2 separate regions of the Mus musculus genome follow, and region 2 is linked to region 1. Evidence: chromatin loops called from intact Hi-C (ENCODE). Cell type or tissue: gastrocnemius. All regions are shown on one strand.

Region 1 (8,000 bases):
CGGCCCTTTTCCACCATTTTCAGCCCTTTCAGGGCTTGGAGGACCTGGCAAGCCATACTCTCAGAGCCTCTGCTGAAGTGGCTGGGCCTAACACCGTTCCTCTGCCATCCTTCATAGATCTTGGTCACGGAACCAACTCCTGCACTACAGTTGTGTACAGAGGTACAGGTCCGGAGTTGTGGAAGCAGCTCGTGGGTAGAACCAGTTCTCATCATATGGGGCAAGCTCTTTATGTTTGGCTAACTTGACTGTGTCCACCCATTCCCGAACTTTCAGCTTCCTGGACTTTTTGAGGAAGGCTGCCAGCGCTCTGACGAACCTGATGGTTAACATCTTTTACAGTGACTTCAGGCATCGTTCAGCCTCCATGCTGCCAGCCAGGGGAAAGGGTGGCATCTCTTTAGGTTGGGAAAATTTTCTTCTGATTTTGTTGATATTTTTCCGGGACTTGGAGCTGGGGACTCTTCACTTTCTATTACTATAACTTATAAGTTGGTATGCCTGTTTTATGAGGTGCTGGAGATTGTTTTTTGTTATCTTATATAAAGTCTGTGAAGTTGCACATGAAAGCCTGATCTTTAGATCCCTTAGCACTGAAATTACAGGCAGTAAAGATTTGTCTAGTGTGAGTGTAAATCTTGAACTTTGGTCATCTGGAATATTAAGCATCTCAAGAGTAATCTAAGAGCAGTCTTAAGCACCATAATTGATCACTTCTTAGGTCTGGGGACTAAAGACATGCACCACGTCCACCTGGTTGACCACACTTTAAGAGATAGCATTGTAAAGGGGCTTTCTAATATTTTCTAGGGTTAAAGTCTATTGTCTTCATGGTAGGGAGCATGTCAGCATTCAAGAAGACATAGTACTGGAGTTTGACATCTGGTTCCACAGGTAGTAGGAAGAAAGCCAACCACCGGCCCTGGCTTGGGCTTCTGAAACCTCAAAGCCCACTCCCTAGTGACTTATGTCCTTCCTAATTCTTCTAAAGTAGTGCCACCTCCTCCCCGCTCCTGATGGCTTAGTGATAAAATGTCTGAGGCTGTAGGAGTCATTGTTCTTACATGATCTTTGGTAGATTGATTTCTGTATAGGGTGAGATAGTACCACTATGCTAAGGATCACTTGGCCAAGTGACTGTATGTCTCTTACATGTGGTGTTTGTACCTTTGTTGAGTAGTGGATGGCTGTCTCCAGGTCCTCTATTCTATCCCACTAATTTACAAGCCTACCTATGAGCAGTAGCATGTTGACGCTGTGGTGCAACCTGTTCATTCATTTGAAGCTTTGTCATGTAGCTCAATCTGGTCTCCAATTCTCTATGTGGCTATTTCTGATCATCCTTGTAACTCCCAAGGGCTGGGATTCACAGGCATAAGCTACTTACCATGTCACCTATTTTTAAAAACTATTTATGTGAATGTCATTAGAATTTTGCTGAGTATAGCGCTAAATCCATAGATGGGTTTTTGATGCAACTTAGACAATATTATGTTGATTCATGAACTTGGGAGTGTTTCTTCAACCATTTTATACCAGATCAACCCCTCTCCCAATATACGTTAGAATTGAAAAAAATATAGATTTCCTGGAGAGACTGGATGCCTGATCTACCTATAGTTGTGGCTCCAACTTTCTCTCTGTTCACAGAGCCAGTAGTGTCATTGAACATCCCTTCCTTTAAAAAAACAAACCATTTTTCATGATTTATTTTGATCATTTTTCCTTCCTCCAACTCTTCCCCACTCATCCAAATCCATATTCATTTTCTTAAAAACAAAACGAAAACTGCGCTGTTTTGTCTGGATGGTGTTTTCTTGGAGTCATTTACTGCAGTCTTTCTGACTCCTTATCTTCATAGATGCCTGAGCATTGAAAGAAAGGGCTTGATGAAGACATCTCATCTAGGACCAAGTGTTCTAAAGTCTCTTACTCTCTGCACATTGGAAGACCATTTCTTAACTCCCATTTCTGTTTCTTGCTGCTTTGTAGTGGGTCCTTGTTTCTTGACCCATTATCATCATCATCTTGTTCTTCCTTCTTCTCCTCTTTGAATTTGCATGGAGAATTCCTCAAGATTACTATTTTACCCCAGGTGCATTTTTAATCTTAATGTTAAGAATATGCAATGAGGCAGGCAGTGGTGGCACACACCTTTAATCCCAGCACTTGGGAGGTGGAGGCAGGTGGATTTCTAACTTCGAGGCCAGCCTGGTCTACAGAGTGAGTTCCAGGACATCTGGGGCTATACAGAGAAAACCTGCCTTGAAAAACAAAACAAACAAACAAACAAAGAATATGCAATAAATTACCTAGTTAAGTGTACAGGAATGGAGGTGTTTTTTAGAAAAATATTTATTTAATGTGAGTACACTGTCGGTCACTGTTCAGATACATCAGAAGAGGTTAGATATCGGATCCCACTACAGATGACTGTGAGCCACTACGAAGTTGTTGAGAATTGAACTCAGGCCCTCTGGAAGAGCAGTCAGCACTCCTAACCACTGAGCTATCTCTCCAGCCCAGGAACTGAGTTTTAGCACATATCCCTTCATGCTTTCTTGTGATAAGACTAAAAAGTGTCCCCGAAACCTGACATACCTTGATGTACACGGTGTGAGAAAGAATGATGAGGTTTGCAAGAATTGGGACTAAGTAAAACACAGAGACTAAATTTAACTCTTTAATTTGATGATTCTCTCTAGCATCCCCACAAAAATGATACACTGGCTTGCATAATCTGTGACCAGTACCTCGCAAGTTCTAAATTCTCTTTGTACAGCTCATTTAGAAGTTCTCGTTTATACAAAGCCATATCCATCGTGGAGCCAGGTGCTCTTAGCTGTGAAGAGCCCTTCCTTGGGTCTTTTTTCCCTAATATGTCCTATGTGACTTCTCACTGGTGATGCTTTTGGTGTGCTTGTTACTCTGATCCTGATCGCTCTGTCAACTAAAGTTAGACAAAGTAACCTTTACTTCTCAATTCAGATAGGAATCCTTTTGCACTCCAAGTTTGGCTTCAGATGCCTTGGAAAGATTCATGCTGCCACCTGCTGGTTTATTCAGTCTGTGTGCATCATTTATTTACTTGTTAATTTGTTTTTCTTTTGTTGAAACAGTTTATTTTGTAGCAGATATTTTTCCATCCCTACCTGAACCACCTCAATAGTAAGATTAGTGAATTGCTGGCACTTTGATCGTCCATAAGCAAACCAATTTTGTGTCCTTTATTATTCATGGGACGCCTAAAGGGAACTTAGAACAGACTGTGAATTATTTGTCAGCGTGAATCAACGAGACAACAATATCCTTTGATTTTCTAATACCCAGGGTGTCTGATCTCTTTCATGTGGATATTCATAGTTTGACAGTTAACAAAATTTGACAGTTCTTTTAAGTTAGCAGTGTCTCTGGGGCGAGTAAGATACCAATGAGCTATTATTCCCTCAGGCTTTGCTTTGGCATTTAGGAATTATTTTTCATTACTGCTAGCGAGTAACGTACTTCAGTGCGTTTTTGTCCCAAGGTATGGAGTCACCAGGTTCCCAGAGAAAGACTAAGATGCCAATGACCCAAAACTATGAGCGTAAGCCCACCAAATCGGTCACAACTAATACTCTGATAATTTAGGAACCAAGGAGCCATTTTGTGAGGCATTTCTACCCTTTCCTCTCCTCATCTGAGGTCGCCAACTAATGCAGAAGAACTTCTAGTGTCCAAGACGCGGAGCGATACATGGTTTGTCCAAGTAGAAGATATATTGAAATTTTGCATAGACAGGTGTGTGACCTAATGTACATTATTTAATGTTTATGTGGAAGTTCTACATAAACGTTTTTAGCTGTAAAATAGGATAATCCTTCATTATCGCGCAAAATAATGAAATTCACGCGTCATGTCACTGAGCTTACGTACCTCCATCTTTATTCATTTTAATTTTTTTATAATATAGTTAGACCTAAAGGTCCAATAAGATGTCAGAATTGCAATCTTTGTGGCCACTCCTCTTCTGGTCTCTCCGCCTTCAGCGCCGCGGATCAGTTAAAGGCGTGCAACGGCTTGCTCCAGCCATGTTTGCTCGTTTCCCGTGGATGTGCGGTTCTTCCGTGGTTTCTCTCCATCTAAGGAGCTTTGGGGGAACATTTTTAGTTCCCCTACCACCAAGCCTTATGGCTTATTTAAGAAAACATATCAAAATTCCACGAGATTTTTGACGTTTTGATATGTTCTGGTAAGATTTTTTTTTTGACATGTCCTCCATACTTTTTGATATTTGTAATATTTTCAGTCAATTTTTCATTTTTAAGGAATATTTCTTTGTTGTGCCTTTTGGTTGATACTTGTGTGTGTATGGTGGACTTACCTTTCTTTCATTGTTTATATATTCTTGCCCATCGGGGCCACGGATACCTGTGTGTCCTCCCCGCCATTCCATGCCCAACGGGGTTTTGGATACTTACCTGCCTTTTCATTCTTTTTTTTTCTTATTATTTTTTTTTCTAAACTTGCCCATCTGGGCTGTGGATACCTGCTTTTATTCTTTTTTTCTTCTCCTTAGCCCATCGGGGCCATGGATACCTGCTTTTTGTAAAAAAAAAAAAAAAAACAAAAAAACCTTTCTCGGTCCATCGGGACCTCGGATACCTGCGTTTAGTCTTTTTTTCCCATGCCCAACGGGGCCTCGGATACCTGCTGTTATTATTTTTTTTTCTTTTTCTTTTGCCCATCGGGGCTGTGGATACCTGCTTTAAATTTTTTTTTTCACGGCCCAACGGGGCGCTTGGTGGATGGAAATATGGTTTTGTGAGTTATTGCACTACCTGGAATATCTATGCCTCTTATTTGCGTGTACTGTTGCTGCTGATCGTTTGGTGCTGTGTGAGTGAACCTATGGCTTAGAAAAACGACTTTGCTCTTAAACTGAGTGGGTGTTCAGGGCGTGGAGAGCCCGCGTCCGCCATTATGGCTTCTGCGTGATACGGCTATTCTCGAGCCAGTTACGCCAAGAATTAGGACACCGAGGAGCACAGCGGACTGGATAAAAGCAACCAATTGCGCTGCGCTAGCTAAAGGCTTTCTTTATATGTGCGGGGTTGCGGGATTCGCCTTGATTTGTGGTAGCATTTGCGGGGTTGTGCTAGCCGGAAGTAGAAAGCCAAGGAGTGCTCGTATTAGTGTGCGGTGTTGCGCGGAAGCCGCAGAGGACTAGGGGATAGGGCTCAGCGTGGGTGTGGGGATTGGGCAGGGTGTGTGTGCATATGGACCCCTGGCGCGGTCCCCCGTGGCTTTAAGGGCTGCTCAGAAGTCTATAAAATGGCGGCTCGGGGGCTCCACCCGAGGCTCGACAGCCCAATCTTTGTTCTGGTGTGTAGCAATGGATTATAGGACATTTAGGTCGTACAGGAAAAGATGGCGGCTCAAGTTCTTGGTGCGGTATAACGCAAAGGGCTTTGTGTGTCACATGTCAGCTTCATGTCTGAGTTAGCCTGGAGAGGTGGCACATGCTCTTGAATGTGTCTAAGATGGCGGAAGTCATGTGACCTGCCCTCTAGTGGTTTCTTTCAGTGATTTTTTTTTTGGCGGGCTTTAGCTACTTGGCGGGCTTTGCCCGAGGGTACACTTGGTGCATTATGGTAGGGTGTGGTTGGTCCTACCTTGTGCCACTCGAAGCTGAGGCAAGGCTAAGTGGAAGTGTTGGTTGCCACTTGACGTAACTCGTCAGAAATGGGCACAAGTGTGAAAGTGTTGGTGTTTGCTTGACTTCCAGTTAGAAATGTGCATTATTGCTTGGTGGCCAGGATGGAATTAGACTGTGATGAGTCACTGTCCCATAAGGACGTGAGTTTCGCTTGGTACTTCACGTGTGTCTTTAGTCATCATTTTTTCGAAGTGCCTGCCCAGGTCGGGAGAGCGCATGCTTGCAATTCTAACACTGAAGTGTTGGATGATGTCGGATCCGATTCGAGAGACCGAGGCTGCGGGTTCTTGGTCGATGTAAATCATTGAAACCTCACCTATTAAAAGAAAGAAAAGTATCTAAGGCCATTTCAAGGACATTTGACTCATCCGCTTGCGTTCATAGTCTCTTACAGTGCTCTATACGTGGCGGTGCAAACTAAAACTCAGCCCGTTCCATTCCTTTGTATTGTTCAGTGGCTAGTCTACTTACACCTTGGCCTCTGATTTAGCCAGCACTGATCTCAAGCGGTTCTCTAAGCCTACTGGGTATAAGTGGTGACTTTGGCCAGAGTCATAGTGGATCACAAATCACTGGTGAAGAGGTAGAATCCTACCTTCTTCCAAAATCTACCCCATGACTATTGCTGGGGTTGCATTTTGATTTCAATGAATATTTTGGATGCCAACGACACGTCTGATAGTGTGCTTTGCTAGTGTTTGAATTTAAAACCGAAGTGATTGTTTTCAAAATGTATTTACGATTTGCTTACTTGTTGAATTCATTTTAATTACCTTTAGTGAATTGTTACTTTGGAGTCCTTAAAGTTTTCAATAATTTTTTTGGCAGATGATACTCAAATTACTTGGCACTTAAATGTACTTTCTTTCAAACTCATCCACCGAGCTACTCTTCAAATTTTTAAGTCTTATAACACAGATACTGTTAATGTAAAGTGAACATTATGACTGGATGTCAGGAGTATTTGAGGTTCTATACCAGTTCAGGCTTTGCTTTTGTTGCTATTGTTGATGCTATATTGACTAATGGTTTTACTTGTCAGCAAGAGCCTTGAATTGTAATGCTCTGTGTCCTCTATCAGACTTACTGTTATAATAGTAATATTAAGGCCTACATTTCAACTTTCTGTGTGTTCTTGCCTTTATGGCATCTAGATTCTCCTCAAGACTCAGCAAATAGTGCTGCTGCTATTGCTGCCCCAGCCCCAGGCCCAGCCCCAGCCCCTGCCCCAGCCCCAGCCCCAGCCCCTGCCCCAGCCCCAGCCCCTGCCCCTGCCCCAGCCCCTGCCCCAGCCCCAGCCCCAGCCCCTACCCCTGCCCCTGCCCCTGCCCCACCCAACCAACCCAATCCAGTCCAGCCCTGCCCCAGCCCAGTCCTAGCCCCAGGCCCAGATACTTTCAGACCTATCCCAAGCCCACTTCTACTTAGAGAAATTCGAATCTTCATTGATTCAGTGCTAAAATGCAGTGTCCATCACTCAGCCTATAAGACTGAGACAGCCCATCTATACCCCCTCCATACTGACTTCTAGAGTCATGGAATTTCACTTAATGCATAGAATCGTATTGCTAAAATGCAGTGCCCATCACTCAGCCTATAAGACTGAGATAGCCCATCTATACCCCCTCCATACTGACTTACAGAGTCATGGAGTTTCACTTAATGCATGCAGTCCTATTGCTAAAATGCAGTGCCCATAACTCAGCCTATAAGACTGAGATAGCCCATTTATACCCCATACCCCCTCCATACTGACTTCTAGGGTCATGGAATTTCACTTAATACATAGAATCGTATTGCTAAAATGCAGTGTCCATCACTCAGTCTATAAGACTGAGATATCCCTATGTATACCCCATACTCCCTCCATACTGACTTCCAGAGTCATAGAATTTCACTTTGCATACGGTCCTATTGCTAAAATGCAGTGTCCATCACTCAGTCTATAAGACTGAGATATCCCTATGTATACCCCATACTCCCTCCATACTGACTTCCAGAGTCATAGAATTTCACTTTGCATACGGTCCTATTGCTAAAATGCAGTGCCCATCACTCAGCCTATAAGACTGAGATAGCCCATCTATACCCCCTCCATACTGACTTCCAGAGTCATGGAATTTCACTTAATGCATGCAGTCCTATTGCTAAAATGCAGTGCCCATCACTCAGCCTATAAGACTGAGATAGCCCATCTATACCCCATACCCCCTCCATACTGACTTCCAGAGTCATGGAATTTCACTTAATGCATGCAGTCCTATTGCTAAAATGCAGTGCCCATCACTCAGCCTATAAGACT
Region 2 (8,000 bases), 120 kb before region 1:
GGATCAGATGCCATCTTCTGGTGTATCTGAAGACACTGACTGTACTCATGCATAAATAAATAATTCTTTTTTAAAAATATACTGCTTATAGCTATAAATATTAGATTTATGTATGTATTTCCTTATGCCAGGGAGTAAGTCAAGGTTTCAGACTACCCTTGAAACAAGGGAAGGAGGGAAGGGAGTAAAAGTGGGGAATCTTTGATAGATTTAGATGTCTAGATGCCAAAGGAGGAAAAATAAAACTAACATTGGGTTTCAAACTTGACTATTCCTTGTCAATTTGTTTCTTTTTCCTCTCTACAGATAATATTGTCAGAAATTATGCCGCTTTTGAAGAGATAAACTGAACTCTTGATTCTGTGAGGTTATTAAAGAATATTAATTTTCAAATCACGGTAAAATCTTGGTAAGTGACTCAGTGACTCTACTTGGCTTGCTCAGTTAATGAGAGCAGACCAGAAAGGAGGTCTTAACTAAGCATCAAACAATTACTCCACAGTTACCCGTTGTCTGGAAACACATTGAAATAGCTTACCCTCCCTTTCCTCATGTTAGACATTTATAGATGGGGAAATTGGAAATTGTCTAGTGGAAGATAGATTTGATTCAATCTAGAAATGGTGGTGTATTCTCTGCTAAAAGATTTTTATTAAAGATTTTGTGTGTGTGTGTGTGTCTGTATTAGGATCTCAATATGTAGTGCAGGCTGGTCTAAGACATAGCAGTCCTTCTGCCTCAGTCTCCCTATCCCTGGTAAAAGCCTGAGCTACCACTCTTGGAGTATAACAGATTCCAAGATCATACTTTTTCTGATGATGGTACTTAAAATATTATTTGTTACATAACAAATCATCTGGGATGCTTGTTCAACATACAGATTGCTGGGAAGTTGGAATTTTGTCATTTGTGGAATCTGTCCCTTACTTATACTGAGGTTTTCTGCTTAGATTCAGCAACACATGAGGATAATCATTGTGTCCATGGAAACCTTGGGAAGCAGTTGAAAGCCTGGGTAAGGTGTCAATACTTTTGGGTGAGGTTTCTCATTTTGAAACAAAAGGAAAGTGGTTCCATGTGGCATTTCCATCCTTCTTCAATAGATAGTATGTGCTTACCTGAGATTATTTTAGGTGTTAAGAAAGCCCTGCCCATGGGGCTGGAGAGATGGCTCAGCGGTTAAGACCACTGGCTGTTCTTTCAGAAGTCCTCAGTTCAATTCCCAGCAACCTCATAGTAGCTCACAACCATCTGTAAGGGATCTGATGTCATCTTCTGGCACACAAGTATACATGCAGACAGAGTACTCATATACATTAAATAAATAAATAAGTCTTAAAAAAAAGAAAGAAAAAGAAAGCCGTGCCCTTATGGGACTTTCCTTTTTGTGGGTTAAAAAAGAGAGAGAGTTATATACTATATGTATAATAGAGCATATATATTAAATTGAGTTTTTCCCTTTATGATTTGAAAAATTACATTGAATAAAGTTAGCCAAAACATAGTTAGCCAAGCATAGTGGCTCATGCCTGTAATCCCAGTAGGACTGAAGTAGGAAGGTTACCAGTGTGAGGCTATCATAGTCGACATAGCAATCTTCCTGTCTCAAAACGGCAGCAGCAGGTGCCTGAGTTAATAATAGAAGCAGTGTCTTCTGGTTTCCTCGCTTCCTCCTTTCTACTGTTTTTTCTGTTTATTTTTTAAACTTGACAGTCCCTCTTGCCTGGAGCATTAACACAACGTGGCTGCAAAGTTAGTCCTTTCCCGCTACCATCTCCTGAATACTGGGACTAACTACACGTATGCACGAACCTGCCCATCTTTGCCTCTGTTAACAGCTGCCACTGTCTCTTCACGACATGATGGCTGACCTAGGTGAGTGGAAAAATCATAGGTGTAGGGTATCTTTTCGTTGCCCCTCTTTTGGCTAGACTCCAAACGGCTTTTTTTTTCTTGGGTGCTACACGGGGTTTTGGACCTACTAAACAATTCCTCTACCAATGAACTGTATCTCTGGCTCTAGGGAAGATATTTTTGAAAAAGGGTTTAGCGTTTGCCAGATCCTATGCGTGAGTGACCTCAAAAGAGAAGAGGAGGGTACTTCTCAATGACAAAGCAGTAAGTAGAGAAATACAGGCCTCACTTTTTGTTTTAGAAGTGCCGTTTCTAAGCACAAGTCAGTTGACACGACAGATATCCTCAAATGGTTTGGGGAGATCATGTCCTTCTCAACCTGATCAACCTGAGGGCCAGAAGAGCTAAAATGGCTCCTAAGGAACGGAAGCTGGGCACCAGAAGCTCCTGGTCTGCTTTGCTTTGGTTTGGTTCTGTGTTGAGGATGTACCTAGTGCTCATCTTGGTGCTCTGCCATCGAGTTATACCACCAGCTCCCAAGCTCCTGCTTGATATAGAAGGTTTTATTGAAACATAGTCATTTTCATTTATTACTGTCTGTGGTCTTTTGTGCTACTGCCTAGCTGAGTGATTGTACCAGCTATGTGGCCTGTAGAGCCTGGAGTATTACCATTTGGCCTTTTGAGGAAGTTTGGCCATTGCCAGTGTAAGTTAACTCCTCTCCCCATTTTATTTCTATGGTACTTGCCTTTACAACGGATCCTACAAATTGAAATCAGTTTCTTCCTGCATTGCTTCCCAGGAAAATTAAGATCAAGAATGTATATTGGAGAGCCGGGTGTGATGGTGCACGCCTTTAATCCCAGCACTTGGGAGGCAGAGGCAGGCAGATTTCTGAGTTCGAAGCCAGCCTGGTCTTCAGAGTGAGTTCCAGGACAGCCAGGGCTACACAGAGAAACCCTGTCTCCAAAAACAAAAACAAACAAAAAAAGAATGTACATTGGAGAGGCGAGAGAGATGACTCAGTGGTTTAAGAACACTGGCTCTTTCAGAGGTCCTTTGTTCCGTTCCCACCAACCACATGATGACTAATAACATTTATAAGGGGATCTGGTTGGTGTCCTTTTCTGGCATGCAGACATACATGATTCCACAACACTGTATACAAAATAAAATAAGGAAATCTTTTTTTTTTAAAGGGGAGAGGGGAGTGTATATCGACAGAGCGGGCTATGGTTGTGCCCTCCTGTGATCTCAGCTTTTGGGGACTGACTTCTCGAAGAGTAGGAGAACAAGGCCAGCCTCAGTCACATGAGACCCATCTGAAAAAATACGAAAGCATTTTCAGACTGGATGTGAATACAGAAAGAGCTCTTTTATATGCCTCATGGAGCCAACTAATTTATTCTCTATGGCTCTCCCCTTTCTCTTTTCCCCTTTCTTTGCATGGATGCCTTTTAAAATCCAGTTTTTGTTTGTTTGCTTTTGGTTTTGAGACAGTGTTATACTGCATAGCCTTAGCTGGCTGGAACTTGCTCTGTAAACTGTCTAGTCTCAGAGATTCACCTCCGTCTTGCCTCCTGAGTGCCCGGATTACAGGTGTGTACCATCACACACAGCCTTATCTGGCTTTTTAAAAAATTAAGAAATTACTATAACATGCGTTCATGCACGTGTAATGTGATAGGTGAGCTTTTTATTACTTGATGCCATTTATTGAGCATCTAGTATGAAACTTAGACATGTTCTCTTGTGAAATTTTGTCCCAAAACCTGGAAGAGTTGCCATTTCCATCTCCAAAAAAGATATATATGTTTTTCAAACATATATAACTTTACCCTGACGCACTGCTATAAGGTTTGGATTTTCTTTTTCCTTTTTTTTTGTCACTTGTTTTTTAATCCTTCAATGGTATTGTGCTGTGTTGTCCAGACTGGTCTTAAATTCCTGAGTTCAAGTTATTGTGGCTTTACTCATAGTAGGACTACATACAGTGAACGCACAACACTGGAATAATAGAATTGGAATTTTTGGTGTTGTTTTGTTTCTTTTGAGAGAGGGTTTCTTTCTAGTCCTGCCTATCTCAGATCTCACTCTGTAGAACAGGCTGGCATTGGATTCATAGAGCTCTGCCTATCTATGCCTCTTGAAGGGTGGACCACCATACCCAAGTTAGGATTGGATTTTTAAGTGTCTTTTGAAAGTTGTTTCCTGCTTTGACATGGGGATTCTTTGGAGATGGCTTTCTCTCTCTCTCTCTTCTTTTTTTTGGGATGCTGAGGATGGAGCCTTGAGGGGGGCACTGTGGCTGTGACCCCCTTCCCCGTTTTCTTCATGAGCAGCACTCTACCTTGTTCTCTCTGCCATGGTGATTTCTTTTTTGCTGTAGGTTGGAAGGAACAGAGCCAGTTGGCCATGGACTGAAACTTTTGGAACTGTGAGTAAAAAGAAACTTGCCCTTCTTTTAAGCTGTTTGTCGCTGGTATTTTGTCATAGAGACAGTAGTTACTCGCCATAGTCTGGTTTCTAATTAGGGGTAGAATTAGATGTTAAAAGCATCATGAAAATTGTCATTTTCTTTCTTCTCTTCACCCCCATGCTGATTTAACACAGGGCCTCTTTGTAAGCAGCTTGCTCTTATCACTAATCTATATATCCACGGCCGCTTTCGCCCTTGCGGTTCTAGAAATTGAACCTAGGGTGCCACACACATGCTAGGCAAACAGTCTGTCACTGAACTTAGTTCAAAGTCTACTCTACCACCCCAGAATGGTCAGATGTATGTACGTGTGCATGCTTTACCAGTGAGCTATACCCACAGCCCTCTCATTTCCTTTAAAAAAAAGTTTTAAATTGTTATTTTATGTGTATGAGTATTTTGCCTATATTGATGTGTGTACCACATGCATGGATAGTAGAGTCCAGAAGTGGGAAAAAGTCCCCAGGAGGAATGGCCAGTATTCTTAACCACTGAGCCATCTTTTCAGCACTCCCACCCCATTCTGCTACACTTTTTATTTAAGTATTTGAAGTTTCACAGTGTGCTGGAGAGATGGTTCAGTGATTAAAAGCCCTGACTGCTCTTCCAAAGGTTCTGAGTTCAAGTCCCAGCCACCACATGTGGTTACTTATAACCATCTCTAATGGGATCAGATGCCCTCTTCTGGTGTGTCTGAAGACAGCTACAGTGTACTCATATACATAAAATAAATAAATCAAGAAGGAGGAGGAGGAAGAAGAAGGCGACGAGGAAAAAGACGAAGAACGTGTTTTGAGACAGGGATCTTGGTTAATTGCCCAGGCTTCCAATGAATTCACTCTATAGCCCAGGCAAACTTATACTTTTGTTTTTCCTGCCTCAGCCTCCCAGTAGCTGGAATTACAGGCAATTACAAGCCTTTGTCACCATGCTTGACATCTTGACATTTTTTATTTTCTTGTTGACACTGCTGGCATGTGGTCCTAGGGACCTTAGGGATACTAGACAAGAAGTCTACCAGTGGACACCAGCCCTATTACATTTTAAAATCTTAGTGGGTCAGAACACATAAGGACCTCAGTTTCTGTTCTCAACACCTACATAAAAAGCTGGCTATGGAAGGTAGAGAGATGGCTCAGCAGAATAAAAAAGTCTTGCTGCTCTTGCATTGGATAAGAGTTCGGTCCTAATGTCCAGGTCAAGTTTCCTAGAACTCCAGCTCCAGGGGTTCCAATACGCTTCTAGCCTCCATGAACTCACACATACGTATACACATAAGAGTAAAACCCTAGAAAACAAAGCCTGGCATGACCATGAGTGCATGTAACCCCAGGGCTGTTGCTGACAGACATGAGGAGGCTTGTTGCCACTAAGTCTACCTCCAGGTTCAGTAAGAGATCCTATGTCACAAGAATAAAGTACAGAGTAATGGAGTAGGACTAGACTCTTAGTCCCCTGGCCTCTACATGAACATTGCCCTGAATGCCTATATGTATAGGTACGTTACATACCTGCATATATATGTATATGTAGAAAAATATAATATTCAGAAATCCATAGCTGCTAATGGGAATCAGGAATCAAAAAGCCAATTTTAATATGTTCCTATGTAAGTACCTTTGTTCTTCCCAGGCATATCATACTGTCTGTCTGTCTATCTGTAGGAATGACTATCCCTTCTTCAGACTCACTAAGCAAAAGAGTGACCTAGTGATGTTTCAGCTAACACCATTCATAGCAGTTTCTCTTCTATAGTACCTTCTGTCAAGGGCAGCTACGAACACACTTTCTTCCTCTCCTTATCTTTTCTCTCTTTTCAAAGACATTTATTTATCTATCTTTATGTGCATGAGTGTTTTGCTTACATGTAGGTATGTGTACTGTGCATGTGCCCGATTTCTATGGAGGTTAGAAAAGAATGTTAAATCCCCTGAAACGACTTGCAGACAGTTATAAGCAGGCATTGAACCTAGGTTCTCAGGAAAAGCAATAAGTGCCTTTAACAGCTGAACCAATCCTCCAGGTCCCTGTCCTAATCTTTTGAAGACAGGGAACAGCTTTTGGTTTTTGGTTTGGTTTGGTTTGGTTTTTTATTTGTTTGTTTTTCAAGACAGCGTTTTTCTGTGTAGCCCTAGCTGTCCTGGAACTCACTCTGTAGACCAGGCTGGCCTCAAACTCAGAAATCTGCCTGCCTCTGCCTCCCAAGTGCTGGGATTAAAGGAGTGTGCCACCACTGCCTGGCTTTTTAATTTTCTTGCCTTAGATCTTTTTTTAAGATTTATTTATTTATTATATGTAAGTACACTGTAGCTGTCTTCAGACACACCAGAAGAGGGAATCAGATCTCATTAAAGGTCTCTGTGAGCCACCATGTGGTTGTTGGGATTTGAACTCAGGACCTTCAAAAGAGCAGTCAGTGTTTTTACTCACTAAGCCATCTGAGATGCCAGCCCCCAGGGAACAGCTTTAGGTAGTAATAAGCATGGAGAAACAGAAGAGATTAGGAACTTCCCCCAAACCCTATTTTCTGTTTTGTTTTAATAGCTATTAACTATTAGCTATTAGGTATTATTTTAATAGCTAATAGTATTAGGATGACTGGGATTCAATTGTAGGAAATGTTGAAAATTCTGTTCACATTTTAGATTTTTCCCCCCATTGGTTAACCTTGAATCATTAGCCTGAAACAATCCTACTGCTTTGGTCTTCCGGTTAATTGGGTCTACAAGTACATGCCTCTGACAGTTTGTACGTGAGGTGAGAGTAACTTTCAGACAAGAACTAATAGTCATAATTGGCTAGGTATCGTGGCACATGCCTTTAGACCTTGTACCGAATTGCAGAGGCAGGTGGTGCTGTGAATTTGAGCCTGGTTTACATAGCAATTTCCAGGCCAGCCGGAGAGCCAAAGTGAGACCTTGTCTTAAAAATAGCCATGGGGAGAGGAAGTTTTAGCAAAAGTATGCCAGTGTGAGGTTAGAAGCCATTCTGCCCTTGCAGTCCATGAGACTATTTTCTCGTTAGCCAGATCTTAAAATTCAGTGGCCTCCCCTAGGAGGGATCAGTGGGTAAAGGTGCTGGTCACTCAACAAGCTGACAAGCTGGGTTCAAGCCCCTGAAAGCTAGCCAACTCCCACAAGTCGTCTTTTGCCGTCTACCTGCACTGCAGCACAGGGAACACCCGCATATACAAGAAAAATATCATTGAAAAATGTGGAAGAGTAGCCTCCTATCAAGGCCATTGTGCCAGCCTTGTAAAAGAAGAATGCCTCACTAGATTAAGAAAACCATGGCACTGCAAGAATTTCCAAGACTAGTTGGTGGTTTTGAGATTATTTTTTTTTAAAGTTAGCTTTCTGAGTCTTTGTACAACTTTTCATTTGTGTGTTTGTTTTGTAGCCTGATTAGAAATAGGGTTTCACTGTTGATGAGACTGGCCTCAAACTTACCTACATTGCCTCAGCCTCTTAAATAGAAAATGATTCTTTCTTTTTAAATCCTCTCGTTTTACCCCATCTCCAGAATTGAGTTTCCCTCATTGTTTTTATTGTTTGTTTGTTTTTGTTTTTGTTTTTTGTTTTGCTTTTTTGAGACAGGGTTTCTCTGCATAACTCTGGCTGTCCTGGAACTCACTCTATAGACCAGGCTGGTTTCGAACTCAGAAATC

Evidence for each region. Hi-C counts contacts between places; a loop is a spot of excess contacts. Peaks named below come from ENCODE experiments on the same cell type or tissue, not always from the same donor. Only the 100,000 strongest peaks of a DNase experiment are listed, where the experiment ranks them.
Region 2: a loop joins it to region 1, with 4 times the contacts of the local background. A loop is called at or near these places in 12 of 42 quality-filtered maps.

What each region holds. Positions count from the first base shown.
Region 1 is chrX:103,479,289-103,487,288 of GRCm38, reverse strand. Xist (inactive X specific transcripts) reads left to right here and starts at 4,056. Exons shown (of 8, transcript NR_001570.2): 1 at 4,056-8,000. It also overlaps Tsix and the pseudogene Gm14861. In gastrocnemius, CTCF peaks have their summits at 3,051 (motif pointing left) and 5,570 (motif pointing left); DNase peaks (open chromatin) are centred at 4,045, 4,753, 5,299, 5,493 and 1 more place; H3K4me3 peaks cover 3,858 bases; H3K27ac peaks cover 3,081 bases.
Region 2 is chrX:103,599,333-103,607,332 of GRCm38, reverse strand. It overlaps Ftx (Ftx transcript, Xist regulator (non-protein coding)), which reads left to right. Exons shown (of 11, transcript NR_028381.1): 6 at 307-409; 7 at 951-1,015; 8 at 4,244-4,291. Among named protein-coding and RNA genes, the nearest start is that of Ftx, 20 kb to the left of the region's middle. In gastrocnemius, no CTCF peak of the experiment used is centred here; no DNase peak of the experiment used is centred here; H3K27ac peaks cover 2,616 bases.